2 separate regions of the Homo sapiens genome follow, and region 2 is linked to region 1. Evidence: read pairs that join two places in POLR2A ChIA-PET (ENCODE). Cell type or tissue: K562. All regions are shown on one strand. Each heading gives the region's core, and the rest is flanking DNA. Links, peaks and the distances in the headings are about the cores only.

What was found. ChIA-PET counts read pairs that join two places held together with the same protein. Peaks named below come from ENCODE experiments on the same cell type or tissue, not always from the same donor. Only the 100,000 strongest peaks of a DNase experiment are listed, where the experiment ranks them.
Region 2: POLR2A ChIA-PET joins it to region 1 with 7 read pairs; 2 of 35 experiments call an interaction of 5 or more read pairs at or near these places.

Annotation. Positions count from the first base shown.
Region 1 is chr22:19,198,462-19,205,800 of GRCh38, forward strand. CLTCL1 (clathrin heavy chain like 1) reads right to left here. Exons shown (of 33, transcript NM_007098.4): 23 at 2,868-3,032; 24 at 1,273-1,380. It overlaps LOC112268289 (a long non-coding RNA gene), which reads left to right. Exons shown (of 2, transcript XR_002958736.2): 2 at 1,147-1,628. Among named protein-coding and RNA genes, the nearest start is that of SLC25A1, 23 kb to the left of the region's middle. In K562, for the core only: a CTCF peak has its summit at 4,183; DNase peaks (open chromatin) are centred at 3,733, 4,030 and 5,580; H3K4me3 peaks cover 609 bases; H3K27me3 peaks cover 3,805 bases.
Region 2 is chr22:19,596,658-19,603,996 of GRCh38, forward strand. No RefSeq gene overlaps it. Among named protein-coding and RNA genes, the nearest start is that of LINC00895, 33 kb to the left of the region's middle. RefSeq lists enhancers at 1-266, 1,302-1,802, 1,803-2,303. In K562, for the core only: no CTCF peak of the experiment used is centred there; DNase peaks (open chromatin) are centred at 1,193, 1,547, 2,088 and 3,304; H3K27me3 peaks cover 4,535 bases.

The DNA.
Region 1 (7,339 bases), core at 1,070-6,069:
GGCCTGAGATCTGGCCCTCCGTCAGCCTCTCTGCCCCATCTCTGGCTCCAGCCCCTTCCTTGAATACACAGCACACTTCTGCCTCAGGACTTTGCCTGGCCACTGACCCTTCCCTCAAATGTTCCCATGACCAAATCCTTCCATTTCTTCAGGTCTTTGCTCAAATGTCACCCCCTCAATTGCTGCTACCTTGACCGCCCCTTTATGAAACTCCATCCAGGCACTCCTATGCCCTCAAACCGGCTCCATTTTCCTCTATAACTGATCACCTTCAAACACACTATATAATTATTCATTAGGTTTGTTGCTTGCCTGCCAACCTTGCTGAATGCCAGTTCAATTAAATAGAGGCTTTTCTGTTTTGTTCACTGACACAATTATTGAGAATAATGCCTAGCACACAGTAAGTACTCAAAGATTTGCTGACTAAATTGTTCTTTTGTCAGCCCTGTACTGCTTGATCACCCTCCCTGTTGGCTTTCCAGTTCATTTCTCAGGCGCCTCTCTGGGGGTGGGAAAGCATTTCTCATTGAAAAGCCATCACACCCAGCTAATATCTGGACACTCTGGCGCTGGTGCGAGCCCCTCCAGACAACGTCTCACATAGTGAGGGGTTTGGGGCTCAATTTCCATGGCCATGGTGACACTGCTGAGCAGAGTCAGATCCCATCTTCGTCTGCCTTGACTAACCATACCTGGAGTTGTCATGTGGCTCTAGGAATCCCACAGGTGGAAGCCCAGGTCCCTAAACACACAAATCACTGTCTACCAACCACTCAAGAGAGCCTACCTACAGCATGAACATACAGGGCCCCACCCTTCCAAAGGGTCCAGGTGGGGTTCCCTCTCTTGCCTGTGCTTTGTCCCTAAGGCACTTGAAAAACAGACTACTGGGGCTGCACACTGTGGGGAACTAGGCTATGGACTAGAGCTCTGCCACCACCAGCCCAGTATTCTCAGCAACCCTCCAAGGGTTGTTCCCGTCATGCAAGCCACTGACTGGGCTTCTGAAGGCCCAATAACACAAGAGGATGGAGAGAACTTAAAAAACACAAAATTCCAGCCAGCCATGAGGTCGAGGATAGCTAACAAGGCAATTGAATTTAGTTCATAAATGACTGTCTAACACATGAATCTTCCCCTCAGGGCCATGCTTCATATTTGCAGATGCAACACTGTGATGGTCACGAGCTAAGGGGATGACCGTGCCTCTCTGTGGAGTGTTTAGGCATCACTTGTCATCTGCATTACCAGCAGAGATCATCTGGTCACCTGGTAATAGCACATCAGCTCCTCCAGCTCATCTGCATGAATGACGATGTGAAGACCACACAGCTGTGCGAAGCGGAACTCTTGTCCATCCATGCAGGCAAAGCACACCTAGGGGACGGAGGGCAAGCGTGAGGGTCCCCAAGACAGGACACAGCACCACAGCAGCTGACTTACAAGGCACACAGTTGCAAATGCAGAAATACCAGCAGTGGGGTATTTTAAGTTGGATTCTGAACAAGTAGCTAACTCTATGATGAATTGTACAAGACTGGGAGAAAAAATATGACATTTGTAATCTGCAGGCCAAGGGGGTGCTTGAGACCATGGAAAGAATAAAGTTTGTGCATTACTTCGTAGGCCCTGAGTTTTGTTCAGGTGGCGGGAAAGTCATGCTGGAATTTCAGGTTTGGGGTTTGAAAAGGAAGGCTAAAAAATAATGACCATCAGAATGCATCTCATCTGAGTGTTGTTTTCACGGGGGAGCTTGTTTTAATAGTTTTTTAGACTACTTTTGTTTTCTGCACTGTACAGTATGTATACTTAATGATAACAAGCCTTGAGAAGTGCAGAATTCCCCTGTACAAAAATAATCACATAAGCCAGTGTCATTAACTTGAGATATAATCTTTGGCCCACTGTTTCCTATGTGTGATGCATACACCAGCACCCTGACAAATTTCCCACATAAACACAGTGGAATTACATCATACATTCTGCATGATGATATATTCCTCGCATAATATTGGCAACATCTTTTCCTGCAACTCTGCCTATTCATCTTAAACAGCAGGGTAGAGTTGTAATGCATACATTAACAAAGGCCTTGGCCGGGCGCAGTGGCTCATGCCTGTAATCCCAGCACTTTGGGAGGCTGAGGTGGGTGGATCATGAGGTCAGGAGATAGAGACCATCCTGGCTAACATGGTGAAACCCCGACTCTACTAAAAAATACAAAAAAATTAGCCGGGCGTGGTGGCGGGCGCCTGTAGTCCCAGCTACTGGGGGAGCTGAGGCAGGAGAATGGTGTGAACCCGGGAGGCAGAGCTTGCAGTGAGCCGAGATCGTGTCACTGTACTCCAGCCTGGGCGACAGAGCTAGACTCCATCTCAAAAACAAAAACAAAACAAACAAACAAACAAAAGGCCTTGACATTAGACCTTTAGGCTAATTTTAATCTTTCATTAAACAATGCTGTTTTGGATATTTCTTCAGTTTTTTCTACTTGAAGATGGATTCTGATATTATCAGAGAGCCTCCAGACAATTTACCAATTTGCCACAAAGGACCAATAATGTAAATTTACACTGATTATGCAAATAAGGTGACATGATTTAAAAGTGTTATGAAAATACTTATAATACTGGTAATTCCATGCTATTAAGGCTACCTCTGGGGGCCAACTGGTTCCACATCAGATTCTCTGGGGCCTCTGTTCCAACTACAAACACTAGCCTAGAGACTCTAAGAATCCCAAGGGTTCAGACCCCTGCCTGGGCAAGAGACCGGCACCCAGAAGAGTACCGAGCAGAACGCAAAGGACACGGAGAGCGTGCCTGTCCAGCACACTCTGCCGTCTGCAGTTGCCCGCAGCTCACCTCCTTCCACGTCCGGGTGCTGCTGGCCTTGCGGCTGTTGTCCACTGCTGCCTGATACTCACCGAGGTGAACCAAGGTGGAAGCCAGGCGGGCAAAGTTAGAAACATTGCTATAGAGCAGCTTGGCAGCCTCGTACATTCCCTCCTCGTAACAGCGGTCTCCAACCTACGGATAATAGGGTAGCTCGACTGAGACACTCTTCAATGGGAAGATTTCTCCAGAGTTGCTTTTAAGTTCCTAGATGGCAGAGGTATTTTTCTGTTTGCTAGGGTGGTAAGCATCTTTCTGATCGCACCAGTGACCAGATGAAGTTGGCCTTGGCTTTCTAGTCCCTGGACACCCTCCTCCACCTCAGGGGGCGCTTCTACCTGCCCGCTCCTATCTAACCCTGCGTTCTGGCACCTCTCAGGCCCTGGCTGTCACCTACCACATCTGCACCCCACTGGGCCTGGGCTGAGGAGGTGTGCTCCTTGCTGCTTCCAAGCCGTTCCCCTTCCTCCTCAATAAAAACCGTTCACAACCAATCTTGTGTCAGGTATCACTCACCAGCCCTAGTTCCTGATGCCATTTACAAATCTTTCTCATTCTCTGGCAATTTATTTGACTTCCTATGAGCTGGGGACCTTGTTCTTCTCACAAGAACAAGTCACTGCCATAGCCACACCTTACACCTCAGAAGAGAGATGCCAGCCCTGGGAACCTTCCACAAGTACCTACTCTGCCTAGCACTGCCCAGCTCGCCATCCTGAGCGCCTCAACTCCACCAGTCCAGTGACTGGACTGAATTCCTGCAGCCCTGTCCATGCCCAACTTGCACTTGCCCCAGCTGGTGGCCCCAGATCATGCTGGACAGCTCCTGGCATTCACTCTTGACTCTCCTGATTGTTCTCAGTCCTGCTCAGAGCTAGTTCTCTGCCCATTCCATACCTGTGGCTGCAGAGCTAAACACAGACAGCAGAACCCCAAAGTGCTGATGGGTCTCTCTAAATTCATGAAGGCTAACATCAAATGCACTGGCAACACTACCCATCCTACTTCCGCCATCCACAGCACCTCCCGCACCAACCCTCCTTCCGCCATCCACGGCACCTCCCGCACCACCCCTCCTTCCGCCATCCACGGCACCTCCCGCACCACCCCTCCTTTGCCATCCACGGTACCTCCCGCACCACCCCTCCTTCCGCCATCACGGCACCTCCCCCACCACCCCTCCTTCTGTCATCCATGGCACCTCCCCTCCTTCCATCATCCATGGCACCTCCCCTCCTTCCGTCATCCATGGCATCTACTGCACTACCCTACTTCCGTCATCCATGGCACCTCTTGTACCACCCCTACACGCCTGTCATCCATAGCACCTCTACTGCCACCCCTCCTTCCATCACCCATGGCATCTCTCATGTTAACTCTTTCATATCTCCTTCTCTTCTCAAAGCTCTAACGATTCCTCAAGCTGAGTATTTGGCTTCCCTTTTCCTGAGAAAACAAACTATCAGGAGAGCCTTTCACAGCACAGTGTCCGTGGAATGTCCTTCCTATGCCACCAAGGCCTGCTCCATGGATGTCCCTGACCCCCTCTCCACATGCTCCATGTCAGGGTTTCAGCAAATCCCTGCATCAGCATCCATCACCTTCTGCACTCATCCACTCTGACAAGCTTAAAGAACCACTGTTCTTTTCTCTAGTTTAAAACAAAACAAAACTGGCCAGGCACAGTGGCTCACACCTGTAATCCTAGCATTTTGAGAGGCTGAGGCAGGTGGATCACCTGAGGTCAGGAGTTTGAGACCAGCCTGGCCAATATGGTGAAACCCTGTCTCTACTACAAATAGAAAAATTAGCTGAGCGTGGTGGCGGGCGCCTGTAATCCCAGCTACTCAGGAGGCTGAGGCAGGAGAATGGCTTGAACCTGGGAGGCAGAGGTTGCAGTGAGCTGAGATCGCACCACTGCACTCTAGCTTGGGAGACAAGAGTGAAACTCCATCTCAAAAATAAATAAAATAAAACTAATCCAACTTGCTCTGCCCTCAACTTACCTGGGGGCTGTCAGCCTGTTTCCATGCTTCCCATCAGAGCACAGTTCTCAGGGAGTATCTGTGTGTCTGTAACAGTTGTCCCCTGTCTTCCTATTCTCTCTGCAATCCACTCCAATCAGGCTTCTGCCAGCCTCTCTGCCAGGGTCACTGCTCCTCCAGACAGACGCAGACATGGTTTTCTGGACACCCCTGCCTGCTTTTCTCCCACCCCGCTGGCCAGTCTCCATCTCCCCCTCTCCCTGCTGTGGGGCTTTGGGGTGCTCTGGCTTCTTTGGTCCATCCCCCCCCAGCCCCACACCCCCACTGCCATGCTCTCCCACACAGGTGGCGGCTGTGGGTGCTGCCTGTCCCTGGAGGCTGCCCATGCACATCTCTAGTCTGGGCTTCTCCTCTAAAACCTAACTCCTACTTCCAGCTGGACAGATCCACATGGCATCTACTAGAGGTCCGACTTGTCCGAATATTAGTCCTGATGCCCCCAGGCAGTCCTCACACACTGTCCCCACACTGGTAAGCATGACTGCCCACACCCCCAAGCTTGACCCGCCCTCACTGCTTCTCTCCTCACACCCCACTTGGCAGCACGCCCTGCCGGCTCTGCCTTCAACACACATCCAGAAGCTGACTATGCTTTGCACTTGCCTTGCCCACTTTATCTGCTGTCGCTGCCCCTTGCGACATCACTGCACCATCCTCCTCTATGCACTCCCTGCTCCACCCTTGTCCTTCACTCTGTTTGTAGCATAGCAGCCAGAGGGGTTCCGCTGACCCCTAGACCAGATCATTTTCCTCCTCTGCTCAAAATGTCCAGTCTCGCCCAGAGCAGAAGCCAGAGAAGCCAGAGTCCTGATGACGACCCCTGAAGTCCTGACCCGCAGAGGCCAACAGCTGCCTCTTCCTACTGCTCCCCAAGCCTCTCTCGCTGGATGGCTGTGCTCCAGCCAGGGGCTCCTGCACCCCACAATGCTCCTCACAGGATCCTTGCACTTGCCCCGCTGTCTTGTTCTAAGGGCTCCTTCCCAGAGGTGTACAGACTCAGCACTTACCCAGGGGCCCTTTCTAAAACCAGAATGTCCACTGTCACACCCACACCGTTCCAACGCTTCTTATCCCTGCCCCGCTTCACTTAGCTCCTTATATTCACCATTTAATAGATCACAGTATTTTTAAGAATCTTATGATTCACGGGGCAGAAATCTGATTACCATTTTCCCTGCTACATCCATAGCCCCTACTCTGGCACACAGCTAGCTGATGCTTAATAAAAGGTGATGAATGCATAAATGAAGTATTCTATCAAAGGGGTAAGCATGTAAGACTTGTTACTGCCAATTTACAGGAAACGCAGGGAAAATGAGTTAAATGACATTGTGGAGTTGCAGTCAGCAGATGCCAGACTGTGGGAAACATACACAAACCAGGCGATGGGCTGGGATCTGGCCCCCAGGCTGAAGGTTACTGGCCCCTATCTCAGGGGAGTGACAGCAGAAGGCAGAGAGCTTGCCAGGCCTGGGGCCACTATGAACATAGGTAAAGAGCCAGGTGTGCCTCTGCCCCACCCAGCCGGCCCTATGTGAGGGAGCTTCTGCTCTGGCCCACAGCGCCTCTGACTCAGGAGAACCCTGTTACTAACCCAGAGGGGGATTGGGGGCAAGGCTTTGTTTTCTATTATTTTAACTACTTTTTGGATTATAAGGGCAATTTCTAAAGTTACATGATCACTGATTAAAAAAAAAAAACTTTGCAAACACAGGCAAGTAAAAGAAAAGCAATATGATATTGCCAATTCCAAATCCCAGAGTTATTCACTGTCCTCATCAGTATTATACTCCATTGATGGATGTTGTTATTTAACTATTTCTTGGCCGGGCACAGTGGCTCACCCCTGTAATCCCAGCACTTTGGGAGGCTGAGGCGGGTGGATGGTTTGAGCACAGGAGTTCGAGACCAGCCTGGGCAACATGGTGAAACCCCGTCTCTACCAAAAATACAAAAATTAGCTGGGAGTGGTGGCGTGCACCTGTGGTCCCAGCTACTCGGGAGGCTGAGGTGGGAGGATGGCTTGAGCTCAGGAGGTCGAGGATGCAGTGAGCTGAGATCGTGCCACTGCACTGTAGCCTGGGTGACAGAGGAGACCCTGTTTCAAAACAAAACAAAAGCACTATTTCCTTTTGCCAGACATTGGCTTTTGATTTTTATTTGCATAATCATGCTGCAATGATTAAATATTTATAGGTAAAACTATGTGGATCTTTTCTACTTTCTTGGGATAGATTTTTACATCTAGACTTAGAGGTCCATGTTTAGAAATAATAAAACTCTATAGCTATATTTCAAATATTTATGTATTAGCTGAACTGATATTTTCCTTTATGCTTTCTTCCACTGCTTACATGTTTAAAAATTCCTTTCTCATGCAAAAATTCAAATACATAT
Region 2 (7,339 bases), core at 757-5,756, 400 kb after region 1:
TAAAGTAAGATCTATCATCCCCATTTTACGGACAGGGGAACTGAGGCTGGGTTCCTGCCGCCAGCGAGTGGGACCCCTGGCCTTTGAGCCCCGGCCCTTCCCACCACCCTCTGCTGCTGGGGCTCAGCCCTCGGGCACGTGGTTGTGTTAATGGAGAGCCATGGCCATGACTTGGAGGGCCCGGAGAGCGTGCACATCATGCCTGCTTCCCATGATGCCCTGCGAGGTGGGCAGAGGCCGGGGGTGCTCAGGCCGAGCCCCTGCTACAGCAGATCTGAGGCACCAGCAGGGACTGGCTAGGTCCTCCCAGGCAGGCCAATGTGCCCGGGTCTTGGGCCTCTCTCTCTCACTCCTCACTGCCTCTCAGCTGCCCAGGCAGCGTCCCCTGCAGAGCAGCCCTGGAGCCTGGCCCCAGGCTGTGTTGCTGCCTCTTGCCCCCATGGGGCTGCCTCTGCAGGGAGCCTGAGTCGTTTCCTCCCTGGGCAGGTTTCAAAATGGCTAAGTCCAGTGGAGAAAAGAATGGCTCAAAGGGACCACAGGCTTGAATTTGAAAAAATAAAAATGCTCGATGCCAAAGCGTAGACGCACATTTATTTGAACGACTTACACTTTGACCTGAAACAGTTTTTTCCAAATTGTTTTCCACAGCGGTAATCTCTTCAAAATGAACACATGTGAGGTCTTCGAATGTATGTTAAAGGCCAGTATTTGTTTTTTTTTTTTTTTTTTTTTTTGCTTTGGAAGAACCGACCTCATCGTTTGCATGAGAACCTGATATTCTTGGTCCTCTGTACCTTTTGTAACTTCCTCTGAATGAGAGGAAATATGGTTTCCAGTTATGTTTAATTTACTTTAAACAAATCAAAGCACAGATTTCTACTTCCTGCCTGTGTAATACTTGACTGCAGGCAGCTTCAAAGGGCAGAATCACTGTTCTTGTGACTGTGCCTCTGTCGTGTTCTGTTATAAACAGTTCAAAGCTCTGCATTGTACAGGAGCGCGCGGAACAGCATGTAGAGATCTTTTTCTCTGTAGTGGCGGCAGAGCTGTGTGTGCCCTTTTGCTTTGCCTTGTGCTGGTGGTGGATTAAGTTTAGGTTTTCATAGAATATATATTTATGTAGAGACTCAGAGTTTATTTTTCCTGTTTTCTCCAGCACTGCTTAACTCATTCTCTGAAATGTTTATCACAAATGGCAGGTGGGGCTCAGAGGATGTCTCTATCTTTGTTCCTTGGCTTAAACTGGCAGGTTGTTGTAAAGGGCAGTGGGAGGGAAAGAAAACTAAGGGGAAACCAAATTACTTATTTAGGGCTTGATTTTCTGGCAGGTGAATTGGGCTTAGGAAACCCCACCTAGATTAGCAGCTGTTCCTGACCGGCCCCTCGCCAAAGCTGCACCCCTGGGTGGTGGTGGGGGCTTCAAATTAGGGTGTCCCAAGGGCTGGATTGTTCCAGCAAAGGTGTTCCTGGATTCCCAAAGCAAGTTCACTTGTTTTAGGAACAGTTCCCTGAGGCTCTGCAGGGGCTGCTGGGCTGCCTTGTCTCCCCAGGTCCATGACGCCAGGCCACCATCCATGCATCCTGTTGTGTGCTGGGACGGGGTGCCAGATGCTGGCATCCAGGAACAGAGAGTGGATTGCATGAACATGGCTACCATGCAGTTGGTTCTCTGCTGCTGGGGTGCAGGCACCTGAAAGACACGGAGGAGCTAACCCAGCTGAGAAGGGTGTGTGCCAGTCAGGACCTGGGGTGCAGGACACAAACATCACACCACTGGGTTGCACAAGACTTGGAGGAGGGGCCCAGGAGGATGACATCAAGGTCTGGAGGGGGTTGCTCAACAACACACCTGGATGTGCAGTGCAGGCATGGCACCTGCCTCTGCAGCAGGGCCCAAAGACTCGATGGGGCTGCCATGTGGCCTGATGTGAGTTGGAGTGAGGCTGTGACCCCCGGGTGAAAGCTGCAGCCTGCATGCATCGATCACAAGCGAGGGCTGGCTGTGTCCTCATCCCAGGAAGGGCGGGGTGAGGGCCTCACCACAGTGTGGGCAGGGCCCACTCACGCCCTGGGAAGTGAATCAGGAGGTGGCAGCAGGCACTGGGGCTCTCTAATCTCTTGCCCGTCTTTGTCCAGTTATTGTGAGAGCTCCAATTCCCTGTTCTTATTTCTCTGAAAGTGCTGATAAGATGGGTACAGAATAAATCAAATGCAAAGTTACGTTTCCTGGCTTAGGAAGCAAAAACCTAAGTATAACCTTGGAAGTGCTCCTGGGTACTCCTTTCTTTCCCCAAGGTGATTTTTCCCTCTTAAACACATTACAGTAAAATACATACAACATTCACTACTTTAATCATGTTTTGTTTGTTTGTTTGTTTGTTTGTTTGAGACAGGGTCTCGCTTTGTTGCCCAGGCTGGAGTGCAGTGGAGCAAGCACAGCTCGCCTTCTGGGCTCAAGTGATCCTCCCAAGTAGCTGAGACTACAGGTGTGAGCCACAGTACCTGACTGATTTTGAAAAAAAATTGTTTGTAGAGATAGGGTCTGGCTATGTTGCCCAGGCTAGTCCAAACTTCTGACCTCAAACTATCCTCCAGGCTGGGACTCCCAAAGTGCTGGAATTACACACGTGAGCCACTGTGCCTGGCCCACTTTAATTTTTTTTTTTTTTGAGATGGAGACTCTGTCACCCAGGCTGGTGTGCAGTGGCACAATCTCGACTCACTGCAATCTCCACCTCCCGGGTTCAAGTGATTCTCCTACCTCAGCTTCCCTAGTAGCTGGGACTATAGGCATGCGCCCCATGCTTGGCTGATTTTTTTTGTATTTTTTAGTACCAACACCATGTTGGCCAGGCTGTTCTTGAACTTCTGACTTCAAGTGATCCACACATCTCGGTCTCCTAAAGTTCTGGAATTACAGGTGTGAGCCACCGCACCTGGCCCCACTTTAACCATTTTTAAGTGCATTAAGGACATTCACAGTGTTGAGCAGCCAGCACCATCACCATCTCCAGAACGTCGTCATCTTCCGAGGCTGAAACTCTGTTCCCATTGAACACCACCTCCCCACTCCCCATGGCTGTCTCAGGAGCTGGCCTGAGCACTGCTGCCCTCAAGGTCACTCTAGAAGTGGAGCTTCAGTTCGGCCCCCACTTCCTGTGGCTCTATCCCTGCAGGTGTGCCCGGGATCCAGAGGTGGCCCCATGAGGCCTTGTCCGAGCAGGTCTGGCTGGACCCTTGCTCCTCTTGGAGCTGGGTAGGGCTGGGTGGGCTGCGTAGGGATGTTCAGGGCAGTGGTCACCTGTTGCCCAGCTCTGGGTGGAGCCCTGTCTGAAGACAGCTGTTCTTTTCTAAAGAAAGAAGATCTGTCAGACGTTAGTCATCTGCACCACTGTCACAGCTGACGTTGATTGAGCTCCTGTGTCCTGGGCACTGTCCCAAAAGCCCCCTGCATGCAGTTCTTGCCATTTAGTACCTTTTGTTTTGTGTTTACTGAATGGATACAGCCGGAAGCTAGCTAAATTTAACTCACGCCCTCGACTTGGGTGGAGGTGAGGAAGGGGCTTTCTGAGGCAGGGAATTGGGTGAGGGCTTTATTTTATAGGCATACTTTGGAGATAGTGTGAGTTCAGTTCCAGACCACACTGCAGTAAAGTGAATATCATAATGAAGTGGGTCATATGAATTTTTTGGTTTCCCAGCACATATAAAAGTTATGTTTACACTAAACTGTAGTCTATTAAATATAGGATAGCATCACATCTAAAAAAAACAATTTTTATATGCCTTCATTTAAAAATACTTGGCCGAGCGTGGTGGCTCATGCCTGTAATCCCAGCATTTTGGGAGGTTGAGGCGGGAGGATCATGACCTCAGGAATTCAAGACCAGCCTGGTCAATATGGTGAAACCCCGTCTCTACTAAAAATACAAAAAAAAAAAATTAGCTGGGCATGGTGTCGCGCGCCTGTAATCCCAGCTACTCAGGAGGCTAAGGCAGAAGAATCTCTTGAACCCAGGAGACGGAGGTGGTAGTGAGCCGAGATCACGCCATTGCACTCCAGACTGGATGACAGAGCGAGACTCCGTCTAAAAAAAAAAAAAAAAGAAAGAAAAAGAAAAAAAAACTTTACTGCTAAAAATACTAATGATCATCCAAGTCTTCAGTGAGTCAGAATCTTTTTGCTGGTGGAGGGCCTTGCCTCGGTGCTGATGGCTGCTGACTGATCAGGGTGGTGGTTGCTGAAGGGTAGAGGGGCTGTGACAATGTATTCAAATCAGACAACAGTGAAGTTTACCACATTGATTGACTCTGCCTTTCACAGGAGATGGCCCCCGGCACTGGAGGCTGCTTGATACCATTTTACCCACAGTAGAAGGTCTTTCAAAATTAGAAATCCTCTCAAGCCTGCTGTGTTTTTTCGGTTATGAAATATTCTGAACGCTTTGTTGTCATTGCAACCATGTTCACAGCATCTGCCCCAGGAGGACGTTCCGTCTCAAGGAACCACTTTCTTTGTTCATCCCTAAGAAGCAACTCCTCATGTGTTCAAGTTGGATCCTGAGATTGCAGCAATTCAGCCCCTTCTTCGGGCTCCACTTCTTTTTTTTTTTTGAGACGGAGTCTCGCTCTGTCGCCCAGGCTGGAGTGCAGTGGTGCAATCTTGGCTCACTGCAAGCTCCGCCTCCCGGGTTCACGCCATCCTCCTCCCTCAGCCTCCTGAGTAGCTGGGACTACAGGCGCCCGCCATCACGCCCAGCTAATTTTTTGTATTTTTAGTAGAGATGGGGTTTCACCGTGTTAGCCAGGATGGTCTCGAACTCCTGACCTCGTGATCCACCCACCTCGGACTCCCAAAGTGCTGGGATTACCAGTGTGAGCCACTGCACCTGGTCTAGGCTCCACTTCTAAATCTGGTTCTCCTGCTGTTTCCCCCACATCTGCAGTGACTTTCTCCACTGAAGTCCTGAACCCTCAAAGTCATCCATGAGGGTTGGAATCTACTTCTTCCAAACTCCTATTAATGTTGATATTTTGACCTCTTCCCATGAAGCAAAAATGTTCTCTTTTTTTTGAGACAGGGTCTCACTCGTTGCCCAGTCTGGAGTGCAGTGATGTGATCGCGAGGACATCAACAACCTTCTGGGCTCAGGTGAGCCCTGCCTCAGCCTCCCAATTAGCTGGAACTATAGGCATGCACCACCAAACCTGGCTAGTTTTTTTTTTTGTTTGTTTTGTTTTTTTTTTTTATAAACAGAGTCTCCATATGTTGCCCTGGCTGGTCTCAAACTCCTGGACTCAAGTGATTCTTCTGCCTCAGCCTCCCAAATTGTTGGAATTAACAGGTGTAAGTCACCACAACTTGCTGCTTTTCATGGCATCTAGACTGGTGAATCTTTTCCAAAAGATTTTCAATGTACTTCGCCCGAATCCATCAGAGGAATCACCATCTATGGCAACTATAGCCTTATGAAATGTATTTCTTGAATAATAAGACTTGAAATTGAAATTACTCTTCAGTCCATGGGCTGCGGAATGGATGTTGTGTTAGCAGGCATGCACACAGCTTTCATCTCCTTGTCCATCTCCATCACAGCTCCTGGATGACTAGGTGCAGTAATATTTTGAAAGGATTCTTTTTTTTTTTCTGAGCAGCATTTCTCAACAGTGGGCTTAAAATATTCAGTAAGCCCTGCTGTAAACAAATGTGCTGTCATCTAGGTTTTCTTGTTCCATTTCTAGAGCGCAGGCAGAGAAAATTTGGCATGATTCTTAAGGCCCTAGGATTTCTGGAATGGCGAATAAACATTGGCTTCAACATAAAGTCACCAGCTGCATTAGCCCCTAACAGAGCCAGCCTTTCCTTTGAAACTTTGAAGCCAGTCATTGACTTCTCCTCTCTAGCTAGGAAAGTCCTAGATGGCATCCTCTTCTGATAGAAGGCTGTTTCACCTACATTGACGATCTGTTGTTTAGTGTGGCCACCTTCATCAGTGATCTTAGCCAGATCTTCTGGATAACTTGCGGCAGCTTCTACATCAGCACTTGCTCCTTCACCTTGCACTTTTATGTTATGTAGATGGCTTCCTTCCTTACCCTCATGCACAAATCTCTACTAGCTTCTAAGTTTTCTTCTGCAGCTTCCTCACCTCTCTCAGCCTTCATAGAATTGAAGAGAAGTAGGATCTTGCTCTGAATTAGGCTTTGACTTAAGGAAATGCATGGCTGGTTTGATCTTCTATCCAGACCACTACCACATTCTCCATATCAGCAATAAGGCTGTTTCACTTTCTTATCATTTGTGTCTTCACTGGAGGAGCACTTTTAATCTCCTTCAGGAACTTTACCTTTGCATTCACAATTTGATTATTTGGTGCAAGAGGTCTAGCTTTCAGCCTGTCTCAACTTTTGACAGCCTTCCTCACTAAGCTTAATCATTTCTAACTTTTGACTTAAAGTGAGAAATGTGCAACCCTTCCTTTCACTTGAACACTTAGAGGCCATTGTAGGGTTATTAATTGGCCTAATTTCAATATTGTTGTGTCTCAGGGAATAGGGAGGCCTAAGGAGAGAGAGAGAGATGGGGCATGGACAGTCAGTGGAGCAGTCAGAACACACATATTATCAGAAGTTCACTGTCTTATACGGGCATGGTTCCGGGCCCAAAACAATGACAATAGTAACATCAAAGATCACAGGCTGGGTGCAGTGGCTCACACCTGTAATCTCAACACTTTGGGAGGCTGAAGCACGTAGATTGCTTGAGCCCAGGAGTTTGAGACCAGCCTGGGAAACATGGTGAAACCCAGTTTCTACAAAAAATACAAAAGTTATCCAGGCATGGTGGCACACGTGTGCCTGTGGTCCCAGCTACTCGGGAGGCTGAGGTGGGAGGATCGCCTGAGCCTGGGAGATTGAGGCTGCAGTGAACCATGACTGCAGTACTGCACTCCAGCCTGGGTGACAGAGTGAGACCCTGTCTCAAAAAAAAAAAAAAAAATCATTACTCATGAGGCAGGAGAATAGGGTCTGGAAGCAGGGAACCTAAATCCTCACCTTTTCTGCACTGGCAGATGGGAAATTGGCTGTCTTCAACAAATCTGACTGATTGCCGGTGGAGTCTTTGTTTGCAACTTGGTAACTTCACTCTGGCCTTGGAATGGTTGCTGTCCACAATCAATCAGACTGATTGTGGGCAGAGTCTTTGTTTGCATAGAAGTATAACTCTGTAACTTCATCCTAGCCTCTGATTGCTTTTTGCAACCAATCAGATGTTTGCACAGGAGTGTGACCTTTGTAACATTACTTCAGCCTCTGGTTGGCTGCTTTCTGCAACCAA